Linked DNA regions of Homo sapiens: region 1 is linked to region 2. A link is an interaction called in ENCODE POLR2A ChIA-PET data of the cell type or tissue named here. Cell type or tissue: Panc1. All regions are shown on one strand. Each heading gives the region's core, and the rest is flanking DNA. Links, peaks and the distances in the headings are about the cores only.

Region 1 (15,105 bases), core at 3,593-8,592, 78 kb before region 2:
CAGAAAAGTAAAAAAGACAACCTACAGAGTGGGAGAAAATATTTGCAAATCATATCTCTGAATAAGGGATTTGTGTATATATATATTGAACTCTTACAACTCAATAATAAAAAGATAAACAACCTAGTTTAACAATAGGCAAAGGGTCTGGAATAGGTATTTGTCCAAATGAGATACACAAATGGCTAACAAGCACATGAAAAGATATTCAACATCAATCATCAGCTATCAGAGAAATACAAGTCAAAACCACAGGGAAACACAAATGAAAATCACAATGAAATGCCACTGCACACCCATCCACTTGGTTGGCTATAATCAAAGGGACAGACAATAACAAGTGTTGGTGGGGATGTGGTGAAATTGGAACCCTCACACACTACATTCCACTCCTAGGTATATATACAAGAGAAATAAAAACTTAAGTTCCCACAAAAACTTGTACACAAATATTCATAGCAGCATCATTCACAATAGCCAAAAAAACGGAAACAATCTAAATGTCCATCAACTGATGAATGGATAAACCATGAAATATTCAGATGATGGAATACTGTCTAGCAATAAAGCAGAATTAAGTACTGATAAATGCTACAACATGAATGAGCCCTGGAAACATCATGCTAAGTAAAAAAAAAAAAAAAGGTCACAAAAGACCAAGTATTTTAGGATTCCATTTATATAAACTGTCCAGAATGGATAAATCTATAGAACCAGAAAGTAGACTATGGCGTGGGAGGTTGGGGTGAGAATAACAGGTGACTACAAATAGGTGTGGGTTTCTTTTGAGATGATGAAAATCTAAACCTGTGGTGATGGATGTACTAAAACCATTCACTTGTACACTTTAAATGGGTGAATTGTATGGTATGAGAATTTTCATCTCAATAAAGCTGTAATTTTTTAAAAGGCAATATAATGTAAATACTCCTTTTCATTTAAAATACCACTAAATAATATTAGGTTTACTTCCTTCCTAACTTCAGATAGAAAGAAAACTCTAAAGTGTTTCAATAGGGATCCTTCTTACTCATTGCAAAGGTACAAAATGGTATCAGAATGCTTGGCAACACCATGCAGAACCCTCAAATTACTTAAACCTGTTTCTTTTAAAGTTGAATTAAAGTCAAGATATGGTTTTAGGCTGGGTGCTGCAGCTCATGACTGTAATCCCAGCACTTTGGGAGGCCAAGGTGGGCGGATCACCAATTCGAGATCAGCCTGGCCGACATGGCGAAACTCCATCTCTACTAAAAAACAGAAAAGTTAGCTGGGCCTGGTGGCATGCACCTGTAGTCCCAGCTACTCAGGAGGTTGAGGCAGGAGAATCGCTTGAACCTGGGAGGCGGAGGTTGCAGTGAGCCAAGATCGAATTACTGCACTGCAGTCTGGGTGACAGACCAAGACTCTGTCTCAAAAAAAAAAAAAAAAAAAAAAAAAAGATAGGGTTTTAGGCAGTAGCATTTTCACGGCTATGTCACCTCATGCAAGCAACGTTGCTTTCTCTCTACTAAATTGCTGCCTATTTAATTTCTGCTGCTGCCTGAGCCAACTGTCTGTTACCATTCTGACTGACCACCATGATCTTCCTCCACTCTCTCTGCTACCCTCCCAGTATGACAGATCACACTGCTACTACCTTCACTGGGCTTTCATTACAATCTCCCCTCAGTCAGTTGGAAGCCACATCCTTTTCATTCCAACCCTTCTCTTGCATCTAGACTTCTCCAATTCCTCCAGGGACCATTCTTCTGATCTCATGATGGTTCTCTCAGATACCACCTCTGATCCTTTCTCTGACTGCAGCCCCTAGTCTTTCTTGTATGCAGATTCTCTATATTTTCCAGCTTTCAGGAATAACTACTTCAAAGCCACAGAACCTTTCCATTAGAATATAATTTACTCAGAAAGACAGTTTCAAGGGGAAAATATTCTGTGTACAGAGTACCTCACTAGCTGAAAAAAAAGTCATTTGTTGGAGATGATTTCAAGACTGCAAAACTCATGAAAAGTAATTCAAATAAATTACCTGCATCACTGACTCAACTGACATTCACTTTCCACAAAAGCTTTTATTTGCTTCTAAGCCTTGTCAGAAAAAAATTTTAAAAGATGTTAAGTGGGAGAAAGAAAAATTAATTGGAGCCCATGTAATGATAAATTTACCAGACTATGCGTGTTACAAAGATAACCAGTCTCAGCTGGGCACAGTGGCTCACACCTATAATCCCAACACTTTGGCAGGCCAAGGCAGGGGGGGTCTGAGACCAGCCTGGGCAAGAAAATGAGACCCTGTCTCTACAAAAAACATTTTAAAAAATTAGCTGGGTGTGGTGGTATATGCCTGTAGTCCCAGCTATTTGGGAGGCTGGGGTGGGAAGATCGCTTGAGCCCAGAAGTTAGAGGTTGCAGTGAACTGAGATCATAGCACTGCAGTCCAGCCTGGGTGACAGAGCAAGACCTTGTCTCTAAATAAATAAATAAATAACCAGTCTCTTATTAAAAATCAAATAAAATAAAATAAATGTTGGAACTATAACTCTCTGGTTTGTGTTAAAAACCTAGTTCTTAAGAAGCTTAATATTTCTAATATTGCAACATTTCTAAACAATACTGGTTGTGTCCATGTAAACTTATGCTTGAAGGTTAAAAAATAGTAATCTATATTTAAAAGGGAATAAGTTACTGAAGACATGTAAAAAAAATTAGTCTAGAAAATTTGATACTGGATCCATGGATTCAAAAATCAAAGCATAGCTGACGATGTTCTTTTGTTACCTGAGTGGTGGTTACAGGGATGTGTTCACTTTGTGAGAAATCAACAGTATAAACTTATGATTTGTGCTGTTTTCTTAAATGTAGGTTATGTTTCAATTAAAATTTTAGTAACAAAAAAGCAAAACACAAGAAGAAAATCAATTTTTCTAAAAATCCTCAACTAGACTTCTTAGTTCAAAAAACTAAATCACAAGTATTAAATCACACTGCATTAGTTTGCTGGGGCTGCCATAACAAATTTCCACAGACTGGGTGGCTTAAGCAACAGGAAGGTATTTTCTCATAGTACTGGGGGCTGAAGTCCAAGATCGAGGTGCCTACAACTTTGGCTTCTTCTAAGGCTCAGCTCCTGGGCTTGCAGATGGCCACTCAATTGTGGCCTCCTCACATGGTCATTCCTCTGTGCATGTGCAACCCCAGTCTCTCCTGAGTGTCCAAATTTCCTTTTCTTATAAGGACACCAGTCAATTGCCACTGCCTCTTTTTAAATTCATCGCCTCTTTACAGGTCTTATCTCCAAATACAGTCACATTCTGAGGTACCTGGGTTTAGGACTTCAACCTATGAATTTGGAGCAGGGGCGGGCACAGTGGCTCACGCCTGTAATCCCAGAACTTTGGGAGGCCGAGGCGATCGGATCACTTGAGGTCAGGAGTTCGAAACCAACCTGGCCAACATGGAGAAATCCCAGCCTGGGCAACGGGGTGAAACCAAGGAAGGAGGGAAGGAGGGAAAGAGGGAAGGAGGGAGGAAGGAGGGAAGGAGGTAAGGAGGGAAAGAGGGAAAGAAGGAAGGAGGGAAGGAGGGAGGGAGGGAAGGAAGGAGGAGGGAGGGAGGGAGGGAGGGAGGGAAGGAGGGAGAGAAGCAAGGAGGGAAGGAAAGAGGGAGGGAAGGAAAGAGGGAGGGAAGGAAGGAAGGAAGGAAGGAAGGAAGGAAGGAAGGAAGGAAGGAAGCCAGCCAGGTGTGGTGGCACACACTTGCAGCTCCAGCTACTCAGGAGGCTGAGGTGGGGAAATCACTAGAGCCCCAGAGGTAGGGGGTGCCATGAACCGAGATCGGGGCACTGCACTACAGCCTGGGTGACAGAGTGAAAACCTGTCTCAAAAAAATAAATAAATAAAGTTCAGGTAGTTTATTTGTCAGAAAACACTGAGGGTTGGAAAAATGAGGAAGAAGAAATGAGCCTATAAAATGATTAGTGTAGAAAACCAGTACCAGCTGGATACTACTAAGGACAACTGTTGCTTAATATGTGCCTTAGTCACCCTACCTGAGGATTAAAGGAGCTGGGTGTTTATCAACTAACAACTCCTGGCAGATATTGGCTGAACGCCACTCCCAAAGTGAGTGTTAAAATCCTGGCATTTCTGGCCTGCCCTCCAGGCAGGCAGAGTAGTTGGCAGCAAGAGAAGCTCTCAGGCAGACAAAGGTGCCGAGATGTAAAAGTTGGCTAGTGTGCACAGTAACGGCAAGGCCTTGAGAGGCTATGGGCGAACACTGACAGCACCTGGGGCATCTATGCCACAGCCCCTAATCTATAGGAGTCTGTCCCAAACTTGTGAATGTAAAGACACATCAGCCTTCACCTAGAAGCAGCAGAAAAGGGGTTGAGAAGTGCTCTAAACCAGACTTTTTTCTTTGCTAAACGGTACAGATCTTTCTCTCAAGAAAAGTCTGACACATAACACATTATACAGTAAGGAAAAAAATGTGTCAAATCATCATAGTCATTAAGTTCTGCATAGCTATATAAAAGAAACTGAAGCTGTAAACAACACTGGGTGGTGTACTTTTTTTTCCCTCTATCAACAGAAAATGCCACAACTTTCAACCATAAAATATTCTCAAGAAAGGTTCTTTTAGACTGGGGGGAAACAAGTGAGGCTGGGCGTGGTGGCTCATGCCTGTAATTCCAGCACTTGGGAGGTTTGGGAGGCCTGAGGTGGGAGGATCACTTGAGGTCAGGAGTTTGAAACCAGCCTGGCCAACATGGTGAAAGCCTATTGCTACTTAAAACACAAAAATCAGCTGGGGGGCCGGGCACGGTGGCTCACGCCTGTAATCCCAGCACTTTTGGGAGGCCCAGGCGGGCAGATCACGACGTCAAGAGATCAAGACCATCCTGGCCAACATGGTAGAACCCCATCTCTACTAAAAATACAAAAAAATTAGCTGGGTGTGGTGGTGCGCACCTGTAGTCCCAGCTACTTGGGAGGCTAAGGCAGGAGAATCACTTGAACCTGGGAGGCGGAGGTTGCAGTGAGCTGAGATAGCACCACTGCACTCCAGCCTGGTGACACAGCAAGGCTCTATCTCAAAAAAAAAAAAAAAAAAAATAGCTGGGTGAAATTAGCTGGGTGTGGTGGCAGGAGTCTGAAGTAACATTTATTTGGGAGGCTGAGGCAGGGAGGCGGGGGTTGCAGTGAGCCGAGACTGCAACACTGCACTCCAGCCTGGGCAACAGAGCGAGACTCCATCTTTAAAAAAAAAAAAAAAAAAATAGTAAAATAGTATGTATAGTATGTGTCTGTAGGGCTTTTTACCCTTTATTATTTTGAAATAGCTAATGATACAGTCTGTATAAGCAAGAATTTGTGGGCTGATACACATACACGAAGTTCTTTAAAAAAAAAAAAAAAAGACTTCAACTGCATTTCTTTTTAAACAGAGCAGTCTTTCAAAGTGTGCTGGCCACTACCAGAGTTTCGCTTCTGGGCAGGCCACAGCTGTCTAACGGCTGGTAGGAACATATAAGAATAAGGTTTTCTTTCAGAACTTAAACATGTTTAATTAGTCAGTTTTGTATTAAAGATATATAAATGGACCTAACTTTCAAGAGATTTTAAACTCAAGACAAAATTGGTTTCTCAATTATTTATCAATATTCCAGGGAAGAAATTCATACTCTAAATTGAGGCTTGTATACAAGTTGTATATAATGTCCCTACTGGGATATACCAATATAGTCCCTATTCATATTCACTCTATTACATTAAATAACATTTTTTATTCCATTCATCATACGAATTCTCATACCACCTACTTCTATTTTACTTTGACTTTTATTTTAAAGCCCCCTATTCCCTAAAGTCTGGTCATAGTGGATTGACAAGATTTTCTTTCTAAACTCATCTGCTTGTTAACTTTAACTTGATGCAATCTGAAAACAATCCATATGAAGCTCAGTGAACACAGCTTTCGTACTTTCCCTAACACTGGCTCCAGTTTGACATCAGTACCTCAGTACTATTCCAGAAATAATTTTCTATTCTGTCATTTCCTTATCAGCCAAATCCCTCAAACAGTTCTGCAGAAAGACTGCATCATGTCTTCATAGTAACATGAATGACTTGACGAAGTGCATCTTCACCAGGGGATGCTATAACCTATATAACTGCAATCCATGGTGACTTCTGATAGAGTTGGACCATAAACCAGAAAACAGAATGTATTTAAAAGGGAAAAAATATCAGAAAACACTGAAATTTAAGCATCACATAGTTCCCAGTGACTAGATCTACCATGATATTTTGGAATTGTTAATTTTTTTAGGTATCATAATGACCTTATGGTTATGTATTTTTCTAAAAAGGAATTTGTATGAAGAATGTACTGAAGTAGCTGGGTGTGGTGGCTCACGCCTGTAATCCCAGCACTTTGAGAGGCTGATGCTGGCAGATCACCTGAGGTCAGGAGTTGGAGACAAGCCTGGCCAACATGGTGAAACCCCGTCTCTACTAAAAATACAAAAATTAGCCAGGCGTAGGGGCGGGCGCCTGTAATCCCAGCTACTCGGGAGGCTGAGACAGGAGAATCACTTGAACCTGGGAGACAGAGGTTGCAGTAGGCCGAGATCACACCACTGCACTCCAGCCTGGGTAAGAAGATTGAAACTCCGTCTCAAAAAAAAAAAAAAAAAAAAAAAAGAATGTACTGAAGAATTTAAGGATGGAATGATATGCTCTCTGAGGTTTTCTTTAAAATAATCCTGTGAGGTACACAAAGGCAGTGACTGGGGTATAGCTGAAACAAGAATGACTATTTGCCATCTTCACAGGAAGATGAATGATAGGTATATGGAAGTTCACTGTACTATTTCTCTACTTTTGCATATGTTTTGAAATTTTCCAGAATGAAAAGGTTAAAAGCGGGCGGCGGGGGGGGGCGAGGGCAGTGGAAAGAAAGGTTTATTTTCTTTCCTGATGAAAAATCCTACAAGTAAATCTTCTCTACTAATATACAGCTGAGAAATCGGTCACACTTCAATTTTATACTTCATTTTTCTCTTTACTGTATATGAATCTTTAAATTTGAACTTAAAGAATTAAATTAAGCTGAGATTGTGCTACTATACTCTAGCCTGGGCGATAGAGCAAGACTTTGTCTCAAAGAAAAAAAAAATATATATATATATATATATATTTTAGATATAAATCTAATGGATAATGGGTATATATTATATATAAATATACATTTTTTCCATTCTATTTCTCCGTTTTTTCCATTCTATTCCACATATATATGAATATATAGATATCTATATATATTTTTTCCATTCTATTTCTCTTTATTTCTTAATGTTGCCTAGTACCTCACAAATTGATTCTGCATCCACACTGTGTAAGTGCTCATCATAGCAAATAAAATAAGTGCTCAACAGGTTACCTATATCTGTCCGCTTAATAAAACAGCTATAGCAGCTATAGCGTAACAAGATCATTGCTTAATAAAGATGTAAACATTGTGTATCTATATGCCATAATTAAAACTTCCTTCAATTCTTCCAAACAAATAGTTATGAGAATGTAAAATGGTTCTAGGCACTTTGTATCAGAACCAACGTAATCAAGAACACAGTTCAAGTGTAGGTCTCTAATCCATTTTTTGGTAACCCTTCCCATTCTGCTGTGATGCAACTTTTTGTTGTATAGCCTTTTTACCAGCACTGGGTACCCCAAAAGTGACACTAGTAATGCTGAGGGAGAAGGAACTACTATTTTTTTTTTCCAGACAGGGTCTCACTCTGTCACTGACACTGGAGTGCAGTGGCACAATCACTGTACTCACTGTAGCCTCAACATCCCAGGCACAGGTGATCCTCCCACCTGAGCCTCCAAAATAGCTGAGACTACAGGTGCATGCCACCATACCCAGCTATCTTTTGTGGAGATAGGGTTTCACTCTTTTGTCCAGGCTGGTCTCTAACTTCTGGGCTCAAGCAGTCCACTCACCCTGGCCTCCCAAAGTGCTGGGGTTACAGGCATGAGCCACTACCTGGCCACTAGGGCTGCTACTTCTTTACTTGAAAACCTTCAGTAAATCGACATGTTTTATTGCTTTTTAAAAAAATAGGTCAGTTTTAAAGTCTTACCTTCTTTTCTTCTTTGTTCCAAGGGAATTACTATACTAGTGCCATCACCATATCAACAGACTACCTTTCTCTTTTTTTTTTTTTGAGACTGTCTCACTGTGTTGCCCAGGCTGGAGTGCAGTAGCACAATCCTGGCTCGCTGCAACCTCCACTTCCTGGGTTCAAGTGATTCTCGTGCCTCAGCCTCCCAAGTAGCTGAGATTACAGGTGTCTGCCACCACGCTGGACTAATTTTTGTATTTTTAGTAGAGACGGGGTTTCGCCAAGTTGGCCGGGCTGGTCTTGAACTCCTGGCTGGAATTACAGATGTGTGCTGAGGAGCTGGGATTATAGATGCGCACCACCACACTTGGCTAATTTTTGTATTTTCAGTAGAGACGGGGTTTCGTCAGGTCAGCCAGGCTGATCTCAAACTCCTGGCCTTAAGTGATCTGCCCACCTTGGCCTCCCAAAGTGCTGAGATTACAGGCGTGAGCCACCACATCCAGCCCTCAATAGACTACATTTCTAAGTGATAAAAATACAAAGGCAACCAAATAACCTGTCTCTGTTTTTATAATGTAATGCTATACTGCAGAGGGAAAAATCAGTTACATGGCATTTTTTACACTTTAAATTTTGATAATGGTACCCTTATGCTCAAAGAACTAGAGAAAAAATCATGCTACTATAACCTTGAATGAGGTTTTTAAAAATAGTGGCAATGTTATTTGAAAAAGCCAAAGGAAATGAAATTTTTAAAATTAAAGTATTTTAAAATTACAATTGTTTCAATTACTTAGTTTTAATACCGCGACTAAGTAATTTACTTTTTTTCTTTTTTTTTGAGACAGAGTCTCACTCTGTCGCCCAGGCTGGAGTGCAGTGGCGCTATCTCGGCTCACTGCAACCTCCGCCTCCTGGGTTCAAGCAATTCTCCTGCCTCAGCCTCCAGAACAGCTGGTGCTACAAGCGTGCGCCACCATGCCTGGCTAATTTTTTTTATTTTTAGTAGAGATGGGGAATCACCATGTTGCCCACGCTGAAGTAATTTACATTTTAATTGATTTTACTAAGTTAGGTTTGGTTTTACAAAGAAACCAAGTTCTTCCTAAGATCTTAAGTATACAATGAATCAAAACAAAGAACCGACTTTATAAACTGGAAGCTACAGAAAATCAAAAGGAAGAAGAGAAATATGTTTGTATAGCCTGTCATTTTCTCCAGGTATGACACAAAAAAATCTCTACTCAAGCTAAACACTGGACTTCCACAATTGTTAGAAATTTGGAGCACATTGCCTAACACATCTCCAAGGAACTTGGTTAGTTTCCACCAGTTAAACTATAAAGATTTTGTTTTGAGAATTGCAGACTAGTCATAATGAGTCACAATAATACACGCCAACTCCAGGACAACAGTTACCTCTAGCAAGTGAGGTAAGGGTTAGGGGGTGGGGGGTGGGGAGAAATCTAAAATGTTTTCTAGCTTTAAAGAAATATGGCAAATGTCAACACTTATGAAATACAGCTGTTAGGCATAGGTTAAACTATTCACTATACTTTTCTGTAGGTTTGAAATATTTCACAATTAAAAACTGGAGAGTAAATCATAAGTTTTAATAAGTTTGTGATTCCAAACCTTAATATTATCCTACACTGCGGTTTCTTTTAATCCTCCTCATCCCAACCTCAGATTATTAAAGCTACCACATATTTATGCATGAATACCTGAATATGAAGAGTGCAAACACTGCTTTTACAAATCTCTTTCTGGCCACTAAATAAAGGAACATTTTCTGCTATTAGGTTTAACTTTTCAGAGAGCAGACCTGGCTCAGGCAGTTGGCAGTAAAATACAAAACTAAATCTCTGCAGTCAGTCACAACCTTGGTGGCAGTTCAGGAAATAAACACTAAACTCATATATTTTTGTTCCTGTTTGTTCCTCCTCACAAGTATAAGATTGTCAGAAGCTGGTATGATTCCAAATGTTCAGTGGCAAGGCTGTTACTCAAAGGAGTAAGCAAAAAACAGAGCTTCCTTACTCCTTCCATAGGGCCTTTACTAGCGGAGTGAGAAAGAACCACTAGCTGCCAAAGTGAATGGGACTTGAAGATGGCTGCCCTGTGAAATGCAGTGATGAAAGAGACAAGCTGGAGTCACCACAGAGCATCTATCCAGGCAGACCTAGCAGGATTTCTATTACCTACTTAAAGAGACTGTTTTAACATATATTTCTAAATATCAGGAAATAGGGGCTAGTCACACAATCTCTTAGAGCTTCTGTCATATCATCTGCAAAATGAAGATTTTTTAAAAGTCCCTCCCTCGTGGAGTTGTGAGGAGAATTAAATAAGATAGTAAATACAAAGACAGGTTGTATTTACTATCTTATTTAATACAGATTTATTAAGACAGGTTATCCACCAACAGAAGTGGAATAAATACCTAAAAGTGTAAACTATACCTAAAAGAAATAGTTTAAAAGTGGTTCAAATCTGGTTAAAAAAATATGTACTGTATTCATTTTTTCTTTTTGAGACAGAGTTTCGCTCTTGTTGCCCAGGCTGGAGTGCAATGGCATGATCTCGGCTCACTGCAACCTCTGCCTCCTGGGTTCAAGTGATTCTCCTGCCTCAGCCTCCCGAATAGGCGGGATTACAGGCACTCACCACCACAGCTGGCTAATTTTTTGTATTTTTGGTAGGGACGGCGTTTCACCATGTTGGCCAGGCTGGTCTTGAACTCCTGACCTCAGGTGATCTGCCCACCTTGGCCTCCCAACCTGCTGGGATTACAGGCCTGAGCCACGGTGCCCGGCCCCTGTATTCTTAAAACCAACAATAAACACTGAAACAGGCATGCAATTCAGTGTTACGCATGAGGTTCCCCTAAGAAGCACTGGGGGGAGGAGTGTCTCTATTAGGTAGGCCATCCCAATAAAAAGTGATCAACACTTCACCAGGTATTTTAAAATGGAGCTTGCAATCTTTTCACACTACCACACACTAAATTAGCATTCTTCAAAGTATGGTCTATAAATCCCCAGGGGTCCTCAAGATCATTTGGGTGTCCACAAGGTCAAAATATTTTCTTAAAATATTTAATTACCTTTTTCACTGTGTTGATATTTGCCAATAGTGCAAAAGCAACGGTGGGTAAGGCTACTGGTACCACCACAAATTGAGGCCAAATGGTACCAAAACTGTATCACTGTTTTGCTACTACACTAAAGTGCTAGGTGTATTCTTCACCACCTAGCACTTGCAATTTTTTAAAAAGTCTGTTTCACTTCACAATGTCCTTGATGAACAGTAAAAACTGTTTTTATTAAATTTCAACCCTTGAGTATGCATCCTTTAACATTCTGTGACACCAAATGGCAAATGCACATGAAATGCTTCTGCTGGACACTAACATAAGATGATTGCCTCAAAGAAAAGCATAGTTGCAACTGTTTGAGTTGAGTGCTGAGCTAGCTACTTTTGTTGTGGAAGATCATTGTTACTTGAAAGAATGACTGACAGACAAAGCATAATTATTCAGATTTGGGTATCTGAAAGATATTTTTTCAAAAATCAATGAAAAAAGCCCATCCTTTAAAAAAAAAAAAAACAGCTGACAGGATTTGTTGTCATTAATAAAATTCAACTTTTTAAGTGAAAATTAAAGTCTGAAGAACTTGTACCTATCACCATAAACTTAACAGCTCCCCTATATTTAAAAACTTTTCTGATAAAATCAGTAGTGATGCTAATGAATGTAAATTTTTGATATTCTATAATGAAACGTGTCAACATTCAAAAGAACTACATAATTCAGGAAACCAATAGTCTCCAGATGATGGATGTATGATGCTACAAAATCATGTCTGGGTAAGAGATTCATTCCAAATACAAGACAGACCTGTGAATTTAATGTAAGAGAGTAGAAAAGGTTTGCTAATAGTTTCAGATTCTATACTGCAAGTGACCTTTAAGAAACTACCACTTGCAGAGTTTTAGTGTAGTAGCAAAAGAATGTCCACAACTATCTGAAAATGCTACTAATTACTCCTCCCTTTTCCAACTATGTATTTATAAGAGGTAGATTTTCTTCAGATACTTCAACCAAAACAGCAGATCTTTACAGATTGAATACAGAAGTAGAGATGAAAATCCAGCTTGTCTTAAGCTGTCAGACATTAATGATGCCTGCAAAATGGCACTCTTCCCACTATTTTTTTGGAAAATCGATTTTTAAATAAAAATGTTAGCACATAATGTATAAAAGAGCCCTGAGACCAAAAAGTTTAAGAAATGCTCCATTAAAGTGACAACAGTAATTAAATTATGATAGATAAGGTAAATAAAGCCTCAGAAAGTCCCACTGCATATGCAGCTGGTGATAATTCAGGAAACAGAGTGTAATTCATGTTTTAAACCAGTGACAAGAAAAAAAGTTCAATGAAAAAGTACTTTGAATGCTTATAAGCACACATATAAAGAAGGCTTAATTCAAACCTCTCAAAATCATATACCTGATATGATATTCCCCCAAAAATAAGGGAAATGCACCAAATTAATGTTTCCCATTAGCACCCAACAATCCAACTTAAAAATGAAAACATGGCCAGGCATGGTGGCCAACGCTTGTAATCCCAGAACTTGGGAGGCTGAGGCGGGCAGATTACCTGAGGTCAGGAGTTTGAGAACAGCCTAGGCAACATGGCAAAACCCCGTCTCTAATAAAAACACAAAAAATTAGCCCGGCGTGGTGGCGCACGTCTGTAGTCTGTAATTTTTTGTATTTTTAGTCATGTTGGCCAGGCTGATCTTGAACTCCTGACCTCAGGTGTATTCTGCTACTTGGAGTATTCTGCTACTCGGGAGGCTGAGGCAGGAGAATCACTTGCGCCTGGGAGGCGGAGGTTGCAGTGAGCCGAGATCGCGCCACTGCGCTCCAGCCTTGGCAACATAGTAAGACTGAGTCTCAAAAAAAAGAAAGAAAGAAAACGCTTACCTTTTTCATTTACTATACTTGCAGGACAGTACCATACAGGACAGATTATAAATTCTACAATTTCAGTTAAGTTTTCAAAAGACTGGTAATTCAGCATCTTCAAAGAGCACTACCATTGCTATACATTCTTCTTCAAATACAAACTAGTATGTTCTTAGTCATATGTGTAATTGGTACATGTTACCAAATTCAAGCTTGAAAGTAAATACCTACCATCAGTGAACTCAGCTGCTACTTTATCTGGGGAATATGTCTCATGACAATATGTAGAGTGGCTAACCAAGTGTCACAGAATATGGTACTAAGCTAATCTGATTAGCCAAGAGAAAGTTTAAAAAATCACCTGTGCCAAAATATAATGAGCAAAAAATAAAGTGAGGAATATTCGATTCTGAACCTCAAGTGTCTTAAGAAAACCACTTTGAATCAAGAATATCTGAAGGGAGACTAGCCATCCCGTGAGTAACTAAAACAAGCTATCTCACTTGAAAACCATTCTAAAAAGTACCATTAGAGTACTACTAATTCTTAGGAGGAAATAAATGATTTCAACATGTTTGCTTTAATGAACCCATCACTCTGTGCTCAATCCCAAGCCACAGATGTGCTCAATGCTATACTAGGCACCGTGGAGATAACCATGAGATACAGTCCTCTGCCCACAAGGTTTAATAATGGGACAAAACGAGCTAACCTACTGCCATACAAGTCTAAATGAAGGAAGAATCAACAAAGGCTGGATCAGAAAGAGAAGGCTGATTATGACTATAGAAGACAAATCCCTGACAGAGGAAAAAGAAGGGGAAAAACAGAGGTCACTGTGCAGGAAAGTATGGTAAAGGTAAGAGATTTTCACAGATGGGGCTGGAAAAAGGCTGGGGATGATGGGTGGAGTTTTCAGAGGGTTGCTTTGGATTAAGTGGTGTATTAGTCTGTTTTCACACTGCTGATAATGACATACCCAAGACTGGGTAATTTATAAAGAAAAAGAAGTTTAACAGACTCAGTTCCACATGGCTGGGGAGGCCTCACAATTGTGGCAGAAGGCAAAAGGCATGTCTTACATGGTGGCAGACAAGACAGAATGAGAGCCAAGTGAAAGGGGAAACCCCTTATCAACCCACCAGATCTCATGAGACTTATTCACTACCACAAGAACAGTATGGGGGAAGCTGCCTCCATGATTCAATTATCTCCCACCAGGTCCCTCTCACAACATGTGGGAATTATGGGAGCTAAAATTCAAGATGAGATTTGGGTGGGGACAGAGACAAACCATATCAAGTGGTATCCAGAAATGTGTATATGTGATTCCTACTACAGAAACAACAAAATGACCAAATACGAGAAATAAGAGGAGGCTAAGAATTATTATGGCCAAGACAATAGAAGAATAATGTATCACTGGCAGAAACATGGATATATAGAGAAAAAGGAAATGGATAAATGAAATTTGATTTTCTATTTCCTGGTTTCAGGTAACAAATCCAAGTGGCAGACTGGGCACAGTGGCTCATGCCTATAATCCCAGCACTTTGGGAGGCCGAGGCAGGTGGACAGCTTTGCACGCAGGAGTTCGAGACCAGCCTGGGAAACATGGCGAAACCCTGTCTCTACAAAAAAAAACAAAAAAATAAAAAACTAGCCAGGCATGGTGGCATGCGACTGTAGTTCCAGCTACTCGAGAGGCTGAGGTGGGAGGACTGCCTGAGCCCAGGATGAGACCCATCTCTCCCCACCAAAAAAAGAATCCAAGTGGACTGTCTGTTAACACAACTAAAGATATAAAGCTGGATATCAGGTGAGTGAGTAGATCTCTGTCACTGCTACCACTCTAATCCAAGCTTCTGTCATGTCTCCCCTGGATTACTATAAGAGCCTCCCGGTTCCAGCCCTGCCCCGACTCCATGGTCTCTTCTCAACCTACCAGTCAGAGTAGGTCTTTAACATGTAAATCAAATTATATCACTATTCT
Region 2 (15,105 bases), core at 6,050-11,049:
AAAACTTTATTTTATAATTCATGCTTTGTCTCTTCTTCAAGAAATATTTTCCTACACAGTATCATTAAACTTTTCTGGCAGAGTGTGGTGGCTCACACCTGTAATCTCAGCACTTTGTGAGGCAAAGGAAGCAGGATTGCTTGAGCCTAAGAGTTCTGAGACCAGCCTGGAAGCACAGGGAGACCCTTATCTAACTAAAATGTAATTTAAAAATTAGCCAGTTGTGGCTAATTACTTGGTTACTTGGTAGGCTAAGGTGGGAGGATTGCTTGAGCCTGGGAGGTCAAGGCTGCAGTGAGCTGTGATCATGCCACTGCATTTCAGCCTGGGTGACAGAGTGAGACCCTGTCTCAAGGGAAAAAAAAAATTTAAAAATATTTTTCTTACGTGTTCCTTTTGAGCTTTATAGTTTTAACCCCTACATTAGGTACATGATTAAATTTTCTCAATTTTTTTTTTCTTTGAGACAGTCTTGCTCTGTCACCCAGGCTGGAGTGCAATGGTGCGATCTGGGCTGACCACAACCTCCCCCTTCCAGGTTCAAGTGATTATCCTGCCTCAGCCTCCTGAGTAGCTGGGATCACAGGTGTGTGCCACCATGTCTGGCTAATTTTTGCATGTGTGTGTGTTTTTAGTAGAGATGGGGTTTTACTATGTTGGCCAGGCTGGTCTCGAACTCCTGACCTCAGGTGATCCACCCACCTTGGCCTCCCAGAGTGCTGGGATTACAGGTGTGAGCCGCCATGCCCAGCCAAATTTTGTCAATTTTTATTTATGGTGTTAGGTAAGGGTAAAGGTTCATTGTTTTTTTGTGTTTGTTGAGTTGGTTGGTTTTTTGCATATGGCAAGTCTTTTGTTTCAGCATTATTAATTGAAAAGATTGTCTATTCTGCTATTGAATTGTCTTGATACTTTTATCAAAAATGAATTGACCAGGCTGGGTATGGTGGCTCACACCTGTAATCCCAGCACTTTGGGAGACTAAGGTGGGAGCAACATAGTGAGACCATGATTCTACAAAAAATCAAAGAACTAGGCATGGTGGCACACACCTGTGGTCCCAGCTACCGTCTAGGGAGGCTGAGGTGGGAGGATCACTTGAGCTTGGGAGATCCAAGCTACAGTGAGATGTGATCATGTCACTGTACTCCAGCCTGGCTGGGCAACAGAGCAAAACCATGTCTCAAAAGAGAAAAAAAAAAAAAGGCTGGGTGAGGTGGCTCACGCAGGTAATCCAGCACTTTGAAAGGCTGACACCGGAGAATCGCTTGAGCTCAGGAGCTCGAGACTAGCTTGGGCAACAACCCCGTCTCTACAAAAAATACAAAAGTTAGTGTGCCTGTAGTCCCAGCTACTCAAGAGGTTGAGGTGGGAGGATCATTTGAGACCGGGGCTGTAGTGAGCTGTGATCATGCCACCGCACTCCAGCCTGGGTGCTAGAGCAAGACCCTGTCTCCAAAAAAAATAAAAATAAAAAGACACAGGATCTCTATGCTGTCCTTGCTGGTTTTGAACTCCTGGGGTTGAGTGATCCTCCCACCTCAGCCTCCGAAGTAGCTCAGACTACAGATGTGCACCACTGCGCCTGGTAAGGCTTGTCACTTGGGAGGCACTCATTCTCAAGTGCATGCTCAGCACCTCAGGATTTACCAGAATCTACCTCCCCAGTGGCTGGGTGTGTGACCATCTATCACTCCTCTGTCTTGTCACTGTCTTTTTTTTTTCTTTTTTTTTGAGACAAAGTCTTGCTCTGTTGCTCAGGCTGGAGGCAATGGCACGATCTTGGCTCACTGTGGCCTCTGCCTCCCAGGTTCAAGTGATGCTCGTGCCTCAGCCTCCTGAGTAGCTGGGATTATAGGCGCGCACCACCACACCCAGCTAATTTTTGTGTTTTTAGTAGATATGGGGTTTCACTGTGTTGTCCAGGCTGGTCTCGAACTCCTGACCTCAAGTGATCCACCTGCCTCAGCCTCCCAAGTGCTGGGATGAGCCACGACACCAAGCCTTTTTTTTTCTTGAGACACGGTCTGGCTCTGTCACCCAGGCCGGAGTGCCGTGATGCGATCATAGCTCACTACAGTCTGGAACTCACTACACGCGATTTTCCTGCCTTAGCCTCCCGAGTAGCTGGGATTACAGGCGTAGGCCACTGCCTCACCCTTCTCACGGTCTTTATTCCTGCTTTCTTATGTTCTTCTCCTATGATGAGCTGAGGCATAATGGGAGACAAATGTGTTTCTTTTAAAATTTACATAATTTGTTTTTAATTAAGTTTAGGGCATGGGTTTATCTTTTAAAGTTCTAAGAGATTTCTTTATGTTTTGTGAGGCCAAATTTTAATTTTAAAGTACAAAATCAACTCTGTCACCTCAGAATTTTTTACAGGCAAGAAAACCTCCAAAGGTTTTCATTTCATTTCACTGTCATAAATGACAATCATTTATGATCCATGCATAATAAAGAACAGAAAAAGTATAAAGAAAAGAAGAAAGTGGTGGAAAAAATGAAGTATTAAAAACACATTTTATCATTACAAGTCCAATAAATTATACTGCTCATTGAAAAAAATTTCCATTTCCAAAGTTTAAGGACAGTGTTTTCTCAAGCAATTGTGTGAGGCTGCATGTGCATACTAAAATATTAGAAACAGAAGAGCAAAAATCCCCACAACTGTCTCAAATCTGCTTCTGAAAATGTGCAGAAGCATTTTCAAGTGGTTCACAGAGCCTCTATTTGCGAGATCGCTTCAATGAAATTGCTTTATCACAATCTACTTATCTCCAAGGCCAGGAGTTGAAAATAAGTCCTTACTTTAGTCAATTCTGATTAGAGTAGAAGTAAACTTCATACTGCAGTGGTAACATCCCCATCAGCCAAAGACTCTATTGGCTGTGCTAGAAAAAAAGTCTCGCTACTCTTCCAACCTCGTAGGAAATTGACCATTTAGTAACATTCATGTGCAGTGTGGTGAGGACAGACGCAATCCAGGGGCTAACAATGTTGTTCTTTACTATATCAACTTTTAACATAGACCACCAAAATCTATCATAATAAATTTTTAACAGTTATTGAGACATTTTGATAAAATGCCAGCTTTATTCCTATATTTCAGAAATTCATTCTATGTTAGTAATACTTAGCCTTGATCTTGCCTTTGTCAAATAATTGATTTTAGCCAAGCACAGTGGCTCAAACCTGAAATCCCAACACTTTGGGAGGCCTAGGCGGGTGGATCACTTGAGATCAGGAGTTCAAAACCAACCTGACCAACATGATGAAACCCCGACTCTACTAAAAATATACAAAAATAGCTGGGTGTGGTGCTGGGCACCTGTAGTCCCAGCTACTTGGGAGGCTGAGGCAGGAGAATCACTTGAACCTGGGAGGTAGAGGTTGTAGTGAGCTGAGATTGCACCACTGCACTCCAGCCTGGGCGACAGAGCGAGACTCTGTCTCAAAAAACAAAAACAAAAAAAAGGAAAAGAAAAAAGAATTGATTTTAACATTAACACTTGGCCACGAAGCATTCAGCCAATATCTGTACCTATTAACTCTATTAGTAATGTATTTTTTAATGTATTAACATGAGTTTTCCTCTTTCCACCCCCACTCCCTTTTCCCTTACCATTTTGTATGTGTTGGTTTGGTTAATTTTCAATTTAGTCCACAGGTTGCAGTATATCAAGACAAAATTTGACTAATCTAGAAGAATTAAAAGTCTCCCAGAGGACTCCCAGGAACTCCTGTGACTTTGGGCTTCCCATTTTAAAGAGAAGGAGAGGGCTTTTTGTTTATACAGAAGATAGTTGCTTTATGCAAAGCAGGTGTTTTTCTGTACAGAAATTTAAGTATATGGCCGGGTGTGGTGGCTCACTCCTATAATCTCAGCACTTTGGGATGCTGGCAAAATTTTTTTTTTTCTTTTGAGATGGAGTCTCACTCTGTTGCCTAGGCTGGAGTGCAGTGGTGCAACCTTGGTTCACTGCAACCTCCACCTCCCAGGTTCAGTGATTCTCCTGCCTCAGCCTCCTGAGTGGCTGGGATTACAGGCATGTGCCACCATGCCCAGCTGCTTTTTTGTGTTTTTAGTAGAGATGGGGTTTTAGCATGTTGGCCAGGCTGGTCTCGAACTCCTGACCTCAAGTGATCCACCCACCTCGGCCTCCCAAAGTGCTGGGATTACAGGCATGAGCCACCATGCCTAGACAAAAAAAAGAAATTTAAATATAGGAAGAAACCTCAGAGATTGAGTAGCTACATTTGTGAGCTCTTGCAGATACTGACTGTCTCCATGTCCATTGCAACCACCTGCTGGCATGGCTTTCTGCATGGCAAAGCCTGGAAAACTAAAAATGACATTCCCAGAATCCTCTGCAGCTAGGGGATAGAAGTATTTTAGGCTTCCATGATTAGATAAACTCACATGAAGTTTTAATTTGGAATGAAAATTCTGGAGAGAGAGGCAGGCTATGAATCATCTCTTGGCTGGCATGGATGATGGCAAAGACGGCATAGTCAAACAGCAGCTGTGGTTGTGGTTTCCATAGTCCTTAATTTCCTACTTGTGGCAGGGGTAGCAGCTCTCTTGGCGGGTTAGTTTTTTAATTGGTGTGGTTTTGTTCTGTGAGTCCAGGTTTTTGCCCCTCGCAAAAGTTCTGTGAGCTCTTCAGTTCCCTCAGTCAATGCCTTTATACTTAAATTAATGAGAGAGGATTCTGTTTTCAACTATTTGCGACTTGACCAATTCAATTTGTCTTGTAACATGCCAAGCCCTTAAGCTACATTAATTTAGTAATCACAAGACCAAGAGATAATTACTATTGTTTCTTTCTTTTTTTTTTTTTTTTTTTTTGAGATGGAGTTTGTCTCTTGTTGCCCAGGCTGGAGTGCAATGGCGTGATCTCTGGCTCACCGCAACCTCCGCCTCCTGGGTTCAAGCGATTCTCCTGCCTCAGCCTCCCAAGTAGCTGGGATTACAGGCATGTGCCACCACACCCAGCTAATTTTGTATTTTTAGTAGAGATGGGGTTTCTCCATGTTGGTCAGGGTGGTCTCGAACTCCCAACCTCAGGTGATCTGCCCACCTCAGCCTCCCAAAATGCTGGGGTTACAGGCATGAGCCACTGCGCCTGGCTGTTTATTTCTTCTTCTTCTTCTTCTTTTTTTTTTTTTTTTTAAAAAAAGCAAAGTCTCACTCTGTTGCTCAGGTTGGAGTGCAGTGGTGCCATCAAGGCTCACTGCAACCTCTGCCTCCTGGGCTCAAGCAATCCTCCCACTGCAGCCTCCACATTTCCTGGTACTACAGGCACACGCCACCATGCTCGGCTAATTTTTGATTTTTTTGGGGAGAGATGGGGTCTTACTATATTTCCCAGGCTGGTCTCAAACTCCTGGGCTCAGATGATCCTCCTGTCTGTTTCCCAAAGTGTTGGGATTACAGGCATGAGCCACCATGCCCAGCCTTTATTTCTATTTTGCAGATGAGGAAACAACTTTTTGATTCTCTTCAAAAGATAGAGAAGGGATGTTGGAGGGTAACTTTTTATTATAGAAACTTGCCGAAGGCCAGGCGTGGTGGCTCACACCAGTAATCCTAGCACTTTGGGAGTCTGAGGCAGGAGGATCACCTGAGCTCAGGAGTTCGAAACCAGCCTGGGCAACATAGTGAGAACTTGTCTCTACAAAAAATTTAAAAAATTAGCCAGATGTGGTGGCACACACCTGTAATCCCAGCGACTTGAGTGGCTGAGGTGGTCGGATCACCTGAGCCTGGGAGGTCGAGGCTGCAGTGAGCTATGATCATGCCACTGCACTCCAGCCTGAGTGACAGAGTGAGACCTTGTCTCAGAAAAAAAAAAAGAAAAAAGAAAATTGCAAGAATAGTAGAAAGAACTTTTCACTTATATTCCCTAGTTGTAAATATTTTACCACATTGCTTTTTCTCCTCACATTTTTTTCTCACATTTTCTCTCTCTCATAATACTCACGAGTACATATATCTCCCAGATAGATATAGTATTTTGTATATGTTTTGTATGTAAACAAAATATGCATTGCAGACATGATGCAGACGTGATGCCCTTTGCCCTTAAATATTTCAGTGTATATCTTTCCTAAGAATGAGGATATTCACTTACATGACTACAGTGTAATAATCAAAATCACTAACTTGGCATTGATACAATACTATCTTCTAACCTACAGACTTTATATTTTGCCAGTAATGTCCTTTGTAGCAAAAATGTTTAAATTTTTTTTTCAGTCCAGGATGTAATCCAGACTTGTCCATTGTATTGTCAAGCTAATTTAGTCTCCCTTAATTGAAACAGTTCCTCGTCTCAGTCTTCCATGACCTTATCATTTTGAAGTATAAAAGCCAGTTATTTTATTTTATAGAATGTCTCTTAATCTGGGTTTGTCTGATGTTTCTTGAGTAGATAGTTATATACATATCTTTTCCCCTGTGTGTAAAGTAGAAAGTAAAAATGTCCTCTCCTCCATCTCCCTTGCCATAAATCACTGTTGGTAACAATTTTACTTTTAGAACATTTTAGAGCCTGGGCTCAGTGGCTCACGCCTGTAATCCCAGCACTTTGGGAGGCTGAGGTGGGAGGATCATTTGAGCTAGGAGTTTGAGACCAGCTTGGGCAACATAGTGAGACCCTGTCTCTACAAAACATAAAAGAGCATTTTAGAATTTCAAAATGTTGCTTAAAAACACATTTTTTGGGCCGCTCTGCCTATGGAGTAGCCATTCTTTATTTCTTCACTTTCTTACTAAACTTGCTTTCACTTTAAAATAAATAAATACATAAATAAAATAATAAATGTTGTGGCCAGGCACAGTGGCTCATGCGTGCAATCCCAGCACTTTGGGATGCTGAGGCAGGTAGATCACTTGAGGTCAGGAGTTCGAGACAACTTTGGCCAACATGGTGAAACCCTGCCTCTACTAAAAATACAAACATTAGCCTGGCATGGTGGAGCGCGCCTGTAGTCCCAGTTATTGTTGAGGCTGAGGCACGAGAATCACTTGATCCCAGGAGGCAGAGGTTGCAGTGAGCTGAGATTGCGCCACTGCACTCCAGCCTGGGCGACAGAGTGAGACTTTGTCCCCAAAAATAAATAAATAATTGTTCGTTCGTACAGCTGAAAGTTTAAGAATATGGCTGAAACAATGTATCACCTTAAAATTGATCATAATCTTTTTTTTTTTTTTTGAGATGGAGTTTCGCTCTTGTTGCCCAGGCTAGAGTGCAATGGCACAGTCTCGGCTCACCGCAACCTCTGCCTCCCGGGTTCAAGCGATTCTCTTGCCTCAGCCTCCCTAGTAGCTGGGATTACAGGCACATGCCACCACGCTGGGCTAATTTTATATTTTTTTTAAAGTAGAGACAAGATTTCTCCATGTTGGTCAGGCTGGTCTTGAACTCCCGACCTCAAGTGATCTGCCCGCCTCAGCCTCCCAGAGTGCTGGGATTACAGGCGTAAGCCACTGCGCCCAGTCACAATTCTTTAATATTATCTAATACCTCAGTCCACATTCAATTTATTTCCATTGTTCCGGAAATGTCTTTTATGGTTCATTTGTCCAAACCAGGATTCAATCCACAATTGGACATTTGTAACTGATTGCTATGTCCTCTAAACCTCTTTTGCCCCAGAATCTATGTTGAACAGTAAGAAACAGTATCATGTAAGGAAGGAAGCACCAACCTCTGACATTGACTTTGGGATTCTGTCAAGAAGAAATGTTTGGGCCCAGCTTGGTGGCTCACGCCTGTAATCCCACCACCACTTCGGGAAGCCAAGGTGGGTGGATCACTTGAGGTCAGGAGTTCAAGACCAGCCTGGACAACATGGCGAAACCTCATCTCTACTAAAAATACAAAAATTAGCTGGGTGTGTTGGTGTGATCTCTAATCCCAGCTCCTTGGGAGGCTGAGGCAGGAGAATTGCATGAACCTGAGGGGCAGAGGTCCCAGTGAGCCGAGATCGTGCCACTGTACTGCAGCCTGGGCAGCAGACCAAGACTCCATCTCAAAATAAATAAATAAATAAATAAATAAATAATAATAAGAAGAAATGTTTGGCTGAGGTTCCGAGGTTCCAGAAGTCATTCTCATGCCAGGAGTGAGAGCCCTCACCACTGTAGACCAGCACAGGATTTCAGGTGACTCAGAACCTGGCTCTCTGAGCAATTCTCTGTGGCCTTGTCTAGTTACCCTAGGTCCTCAGCTTCTGCCTCATCAACTATAGCCAAGACTCAACTCTCTGAGCTCTGGTTTTCTTTTTGCAATGCCAGTAAGAAAGTACCTAGTCCCAGCAGTTTCTAAGACAAAGGCACATTGGCTCAGGCCTGTAATCCCAGCATTTTCAGAGGCTGAGGCGGGAGGTTCGCTAGAGCCTAGGAGCTTGAGACCAGTCTGGGCAACACAGCAAGACCCCATCTCTACAAAAATGTTTTAAAAAAATTAGCTGGGGCTGGGCGCAGTGGCTCACGCCTGTAATCCCAGCACTTTGGGAGGCCGAGGCAGGTGGATCACCTGAGGTCAGGAGTTCGACACCAGCCTGGCCAACATGGTGAAACCCCATATCTACTAAAAATATAAAAAATTAGCCAGGCGTGGTGGTGGGTGCCCAATCTCAGCTACTTGGGAGGAAGAATGAGAACTGCTTGAACCTGGGAGGTGGAGATTGCAGTGAGCTAAGATCACACCATTGCACTCCAGCCTAGGTGACAGAGCAAGACTGTCTCAAAAAAAAAAAAAAAAAAAAAAAAAGCTGGATGTGGGGGTACCTGTGGTCTGAGCTACTTGACAGGCTGAGGTGGGAGGATTGCATAAGCCCAGGAGGCTGAGGCTGCAGTGAGCTGTGTTCTACCACCACGCTCCAGTCTGGATGAAAGATCCTATCTCAAAAAAAAAAAAAAAAAAAAAAAAATGAAAGAAAGAAAAGAAAATGCTCATCATTTATCATATATAAAGTATTAATACAAATATACTTCCCATAAAAAAATGTCTAAAAGCAAACAAGAAGAAAACTTCAAGCCACAAGGAATTAGATAATGAATGCTCTATTCACACAAAGGAAGACAAGTCTGTAGTCTGAAGATGTTTTGATTTGCTTTTCAATTTTTTTTCTTTCAATGTTTTCTATACAAATGGCAGTAAGAAGGTGAGAATTGATTAAATTAGATACTTTAATTGGAAGCAATGGATAACATTATATTAATAGATCTGAGTGGAGTGGGAGTGAATCTCCACCTATGATACAGGAAAACATACACTAAACAACATTGCATAAACGTTAGCTATGGTCTGAATGTTTGTGGCCCCCACAGCTTCCTATACTGAAGCCTAATTCCCAGTGCAGTGGTGTTGGGAGGTTGGGTCTTTGGGTGGCAGAGCTCTCATGAATGAGATTAGTGCACTTATACAACAGGCCTGAAGGAGCTTGTTCACATTTTCTCCCATGTGAGGATGAAGGAAGCAGGCCTTGTCCTTGAGGTAGAGAGCAAGCCCTCACCAGACACCAAATATGCTGGTGCCTTGATCTTGAACTTCACAGCCTCCAGAACTTTTTTTTTTTTTTTCGGAGATTGAGTCTTGATCTATCTCCCAGGCTGGAGTGCATTGGCACAATCTCAGCTCACTGCAACCTCTGCCTCCCAGGTTCAAGCGATTCTCCTGCCTCAGCCTCCTGAGTAGCTGGGATTACAGGTGCGTGCCACCACACCCAGCTAATTTTTGTCTTTTTTTTTTTTTTTTTTAGTACAGACAGGGTTTCACCATGTTGGTCAGGCTGGTCTTGAACTCTGACGTTGTGATCCGCCTGCCTCGGCCTCCGAAAGTGCTGGGATTACAGGCGTGAGCCACCAAATCCGGCCAATTTTTGCATTTTTAGTAGAGACGCGGTTTTGCCATGTTGGCCAGGCTGGTCTTGAACTCTTGACCTCAACTGATCCACCCGCCTTGGCCTCTCAAAGTGCTGGGATTATAGGCATGAGCCACTATGCCTGGCCAGAAATATATTTCTATTGTTTATAAATTACCCAGTCTAAAGTATTCTGTTACAGTGGCCCAAACGGATGAACACAGCATTCTTTCATGTCAGTAAAATGCCCTGACTATTACTTCTAAAAAGTTCAGCTGGGCGTAGTGGCTCAGCCTGTAATCCCAGTGCTTTGGGAGGCTGAGGTGGGGATGGATTGGCTGATGTCAGGAGTTCAAGACCAGCCTGGCCAACATGGTGAAACCTCGTCTCTACAAAAAATACAAAAATTAGCTGGGTGTGGTGGTGCATGTTTGTAATCCCAGCTACTTGGGAGGCTGAGGCAGGAGAACCACTTGAACCCAGGAGGCAGTGAGTGCATGTTATTAACAAGCATGTTAATAAGCCTATCAATAAGTCATATTTAATGGTGACTAATGAACATTTGTACTGGGTTGGAAGGCATCCCTCCAAAATTCATATTTACCCAAAACCTCAGAATGTGACCTTACTTGGAAATAAGGTCTTCACCGATGTAACTAGTTAAGTTAAAGTGAGGTCATACTGGATGACGATGGGTCCTAATCCAATTAATGATGTCTTCGTAAGAAGAAGGAAATCTGGACACAGACACATTGGGAGAAGGCTGTGTGCTGATGGAGGCAGAGATAGGAGTGATGCATCTTCAAGTTGAGGAATGCCAGAGGTTGCCAGTAACCACAAGAAGTTAGGAAGAGGCAAGGAAACATCCTCCTTTAGAGCTTTCAGAGAAGCACAGCCCTGCTGACACTTTTTTGTTTTGTTTTGTTTTGTTTGAAATGGATTCTCACTCTGTTGCCCAGGCTGGAGTGCAGTGGCACTATCTCGGCTCACTGCAACCTCCGCCTCCCAGGTTCAAGCAATTCTCCTGCCTCAGCCTCTCGAGTAGCTGGGATTACAGGCGCATGCCAACACACCTGGCTAATTTTTGTATTTTTATTAGAGACGGGGTTTCACCATATTGGCCAGGCTGCTCTCGAACTCCTGACCTCGTGATCCACCCGCCTTGGCCTCCCAGAGTGCTGGGATTACAGGTGTGAGCCACCGTGCCTGGCTCCCCTGCTGACACCTTGATTGGAATTTCTGGCCTCCAGAACTGTGAGGAAATACATTTCTATTGTTTTAAGCCATACAAGTTTATGATAATTTGTTACAGCGGCCCTGGAAACTGAAAAAACATTGCAATGTCCCATGCAACTGGGCTTTGGGGAGCTGAATCATTGTAACCAGAACTCTCCAGCTGCTTTATAAACTTGAATTCAGTTTATTAATCTACAGTGGGAAATAGCTGGCAGGATAATAGGCATTCCCTCAGTGAGCACCAACCTGGTTGACAGGCCTAAATTATAAATGAGAAAGAAGGAACTAGTATTTATCAAACATCTGATATATTTCAAGTACCATATGTGTCACAAATACATATAAAATTACAACTGTGGTAAGAGATTTGAGTGGAGATATATTGTGGCACATAATCGAGGGAAATTGGAATGTCAAGGAGATAAAAGATGAGGACTGGGGGGAATGGATTTGGAAGAATAACAGAAATTAAAAGGAATGGGACACAGTGTGGGGGCAGGTGGTGGATGGCAGGTCCAAAAGCCGTACACATCCAAGGAACTGAAAGAAGGGCCAGGTGCATCAAGGAATGGGGTAGGGTTGTACAAGGTGAGGGAGGAGAGAAAGTTAAGGGTAACACATGCAAGGCCTCCTAGATGGTGTTAAGGTTTGTGTCTTTCTCCTAGGGACAATGAGGAGGTGTTAAATTTTACTCTACAAAGGAGTGACATGATTAGATTTGCAGTTTTGTTTCTTTTTATTTATCTACTGTTTTGAGGCAGAGTCTCGTTCTGTTGCCCAGGCTGGAGTGCAGTGGTACCATATCGGCTCACTGCACCCTCCACCCCCCAGGTTCAAGCAATTCTCCTGCCTCAGCCTCCCAAGTAGCTGGGACTACAAGAGTGCACCACCATGCCTGGCTAATTTTTTTTGTATTTTTAGTAGAGACGGTTTCACCATGCTGGTCAGGCTTGTCTTGAACTCCTGACCTGAAGTGATCCGCTTGCCTCGGTCTACCAAAATGCTGGGATTACAGGTGTGAGCCACCGAACCCGGCCTAGATTTGCAGTTTTGAAAGCATCACTCTGGCTGCAATGGGGACTACAAATTGGAGGGAGAGGGAGAGTCTGATGCCAGCTGAAGGCCCAGGGATTATGACTCAATACACCACACCCCAGCAGAGACTGCTATCCCCCATCACCTGCAACAGCCAGCAGGAGGCCAAGCCCCCTTTTCCCAGTGCCAGGAGGTCCTCCTAGCCACAGCCGTCACCATAGACCCAGACCTCCTCTTTGAGAGAACTAGAGCTGAATATTTGCCTGAATTAGCCAAGCAGAGAAAGAGTAACTAAAATGGTATTGAGATCATTGGATTGGTTTAAGATTGTGATATTGGACTACCTTTTTACTCTGGCTACTGCCCCAAATGATGAGAGTTCATAAGATGCAATCTGTAACAGGATATAATGGAGTAAGATTCTATTTATACACCTGAGTACAGTGTGAGGGAATTTACAACCCTGACAGGTGAATAATAAACACTCAACCATGTATTATAAACATGCTTTCAGGTCAGAATATACTTACCTAAGGCATTCTCTAAAATGGCTACAGTACTCCTTGCATGCCTGTCCTATTATTTAATTATTTTCTTATTAATTGGTAAGCAATCTCTCTGTGGTATTTTGCTATATTACACCAGTATATTGCATGTATATTCATGTACATTTCTGAATGTACATTTAGGAATAGTCTTAAAAAATGTTTTTGAGACAGGGTCTTGCTCTGTTACCCAGGCAGTGAGTGCAGTGGTGTGGTCACAGCTCACTACAGCCTCAACCTCCTGGGCTCAAGCAATCCTCCCACCTCAGCCTCCTAAGTAGCTGGGACCGCAGGTAGATGCCATCATGCCCGGCTAATTTTTTATTTTTTATGGAGACAGGGTCTTACTATGTTGCCCAGGCTGGTTTTAAATTCCTGGCTTAAAGTGATCCTCCTGCCTCGGCCTCCCAAAATGCTGGAATTACAGGTATGAGCTACCGTGCCTAGCCAGAATGGAGTCTTGATAGGAGGATTTCCAGGTCTAAGAGAAAGCATATTTAAACACTGACAGATGCTGGCAAATCAACTTCCTAAAAGATTCTTCTGATACATAACTCTATCAATAGTCAGGCTGTATATTAACAACACTTGTTTCTGTCTGGGTATGGTACACATTAGATAACATTTCACACATTATTTAATTTTTCAAAGTTTATTTTTCTGATTATAAAAGCTATATGTTTCAGGAAATGGGGAAAATTTCTTTCCCTTGGCCTATTAAGGAAAGCACCGTAGGAGTTTGAATGAAATACCTGGAGAAGCTGTTTGTGGTGAGGGATAATTCTCACCTGTGAATGTTCCAGTGACTAGAGCTCTCCAAGGAGGATGGGCTTCTTGCCTTGCTGAGCTTGCGTTTCAGGATAAGCCCTGAGACACAAATGAATCTCCCCCATTACACAGGGGAAAATTTGAAGTTGGCAGGTGGGGTAAGGTCTCTGAGAAGAGGGCTTGAAAAGCCTGTGTCCCTGAACCTGGGAAGGGGAAGGACCGAGAGGTAAATCCCGGACACAGAGCAATAGAAAGGGATTTTGTTTTGTTTTGTTTTGTTTTGTTTTGTTTTTTGAGATGGAGTCTTGCTCTGTCACCCAGGCTGGAGTGCAGTGGCATGATCTCGGCTCACTGCAATCTGCGCCTCCTGGGTTCAAGCCATTCTCCTGCCTCAGCCTCCCAAGTAGCTGGGATTACAGGCACCCGCAAACATGACCGGCTAATTTTTGTATTTCTAGTAGAGACCGGGTTTTACCATGTTGGCCAGGCTGGTCTCAAACTCCTGACCTCAAGTGATCTGCCTGCCTTGGGCTCCCAAAGTGCTGGGATTACAGTAGCGAGTCACCACGCCCAGCCTAGAAAGGGATTTTGGAAGCCAACACACCAGTTCCTAGAGTTCATTAAATTCCATTCTTTTTGTGTCAATTATACCTCAAATATGTATTTAACCTTTTATTAGAGATTTTGTGAGATGATTAATTCTGGCCTTCCTCCCAGGAAGGCAGCTGTACGGCTTTCATGAGTTGTTTCAACAGAGGGAGAAGAAGCCAGGAGAGCCAATTTCTGACGGCAAGTGTTGAAGAAGGTAAGGAGAGGTTGCTGCTGATGGATAACGCTGTGTGTCCGAAGGCTTGCTCTAGGTACTGTTTTAGGTAACAAATCTATAAGTCTGTTTTTACCCTCCTGTCAAAACTCAAGGGAGCAAGTGTAAGGGGGAGGGGGATCACTTAGATGTGAGGCTGAGTTACAACTTTTAGCCACAGCTTTGGGAAGGGACCTGGGAATCCTTGAAGACAGTCACTGCAGGGCTTAGGCATTGTGCCAAAGAGAAGGTCAAGGGCGGGTGGGTGTCACCAGAAAATGAAACAAGAACAATGGGAGAAACCCCATGGCAAGTGAGAACCACTGTGAAAGACCCTGGGCAAGTTGAGAGCAGGAAGGGCCCCCTCTACCTGAGATGATCAAGGGGGCCCTCATGGAGAACGTAACACCTGAGTGAAGACTGAAAGATGAATAGCAGATCACTGGGAGGACAGAGTGTGGGAGGGTGGATTGGTTTCTTACGGCTGCAGTAACAAACTGGGTGGGTCAGAGCAGCAGAAATTTATTCTCTGTTCTCTGTTCTGGAGGCTACAAGTCAAAATCAAAGTGTTAGCAGGGCCACAGTCCCTCTAGAAAAGACTCCACTCCTTGCCTGGTTCAGCTGCCAGTGGTTGCTGGCTTCCGTGGCTTTGGCCCCCTCTGCCTCCATCTTCACATGGCCTTCTCCTCTTTTCCTCTATGTCTGTTTTCTCCTCCTTTTTTTTTTTTTTTTTGAAACGGAGTCTCGCTCAGTTGCCAAGGCTGGAGTGCAATGGGGCAATCTCGGCTCACTGCAACCTCCGCCTCCTGGCATCAAGCAATTCTCCCACCTCAGACTCCTGAG

Evidence for each region. ChIA-PET counts read pairs that join two places held together with the same protein. Peaks named below come from ENCODE experiments on the same cell type or tissue, not always from the same donor. Only the 100,000 strongest peaks of a DNase experiment are listed, where the experiment ranks them.
Region 1: POLR2A ChIA-PET joins it to region 2 with 5 read pairs; 5 of 35 experiments call an interaction of 5 or more read pairs at or near these places.

The regions. Positions count from the first base shown.
Region 1 is chr13:45,157,406-45,172,510 of GRCh38, reverse strand. All of the region lies in intron 4 of GTF2F2 (general transcription factor IIF subunit 2), which reads right to left. Among named protein-coding and RNA genes, the nearest start is that of KCTD4, 36 kb to the left of the region's middle. In Panc1, for the core only: no CTCF peak of the experiment used is centred there; no DNase peak of the experiment used is centred there; H3K27ac peaks cover 2,324 bases.
Region 2 is chr13:45,082,198-45,097,302 of GRCh38, reverse strand. No RefSeq gene overlaps it. Among named protein-coding and RNA genes, the nearest start is that of GTF2F2, 31 kb to the left of the region's middle. In Panc1, for the core only: no CTCF peak of the experiment used is centred there; no DNase peak of the experiment used is centred there.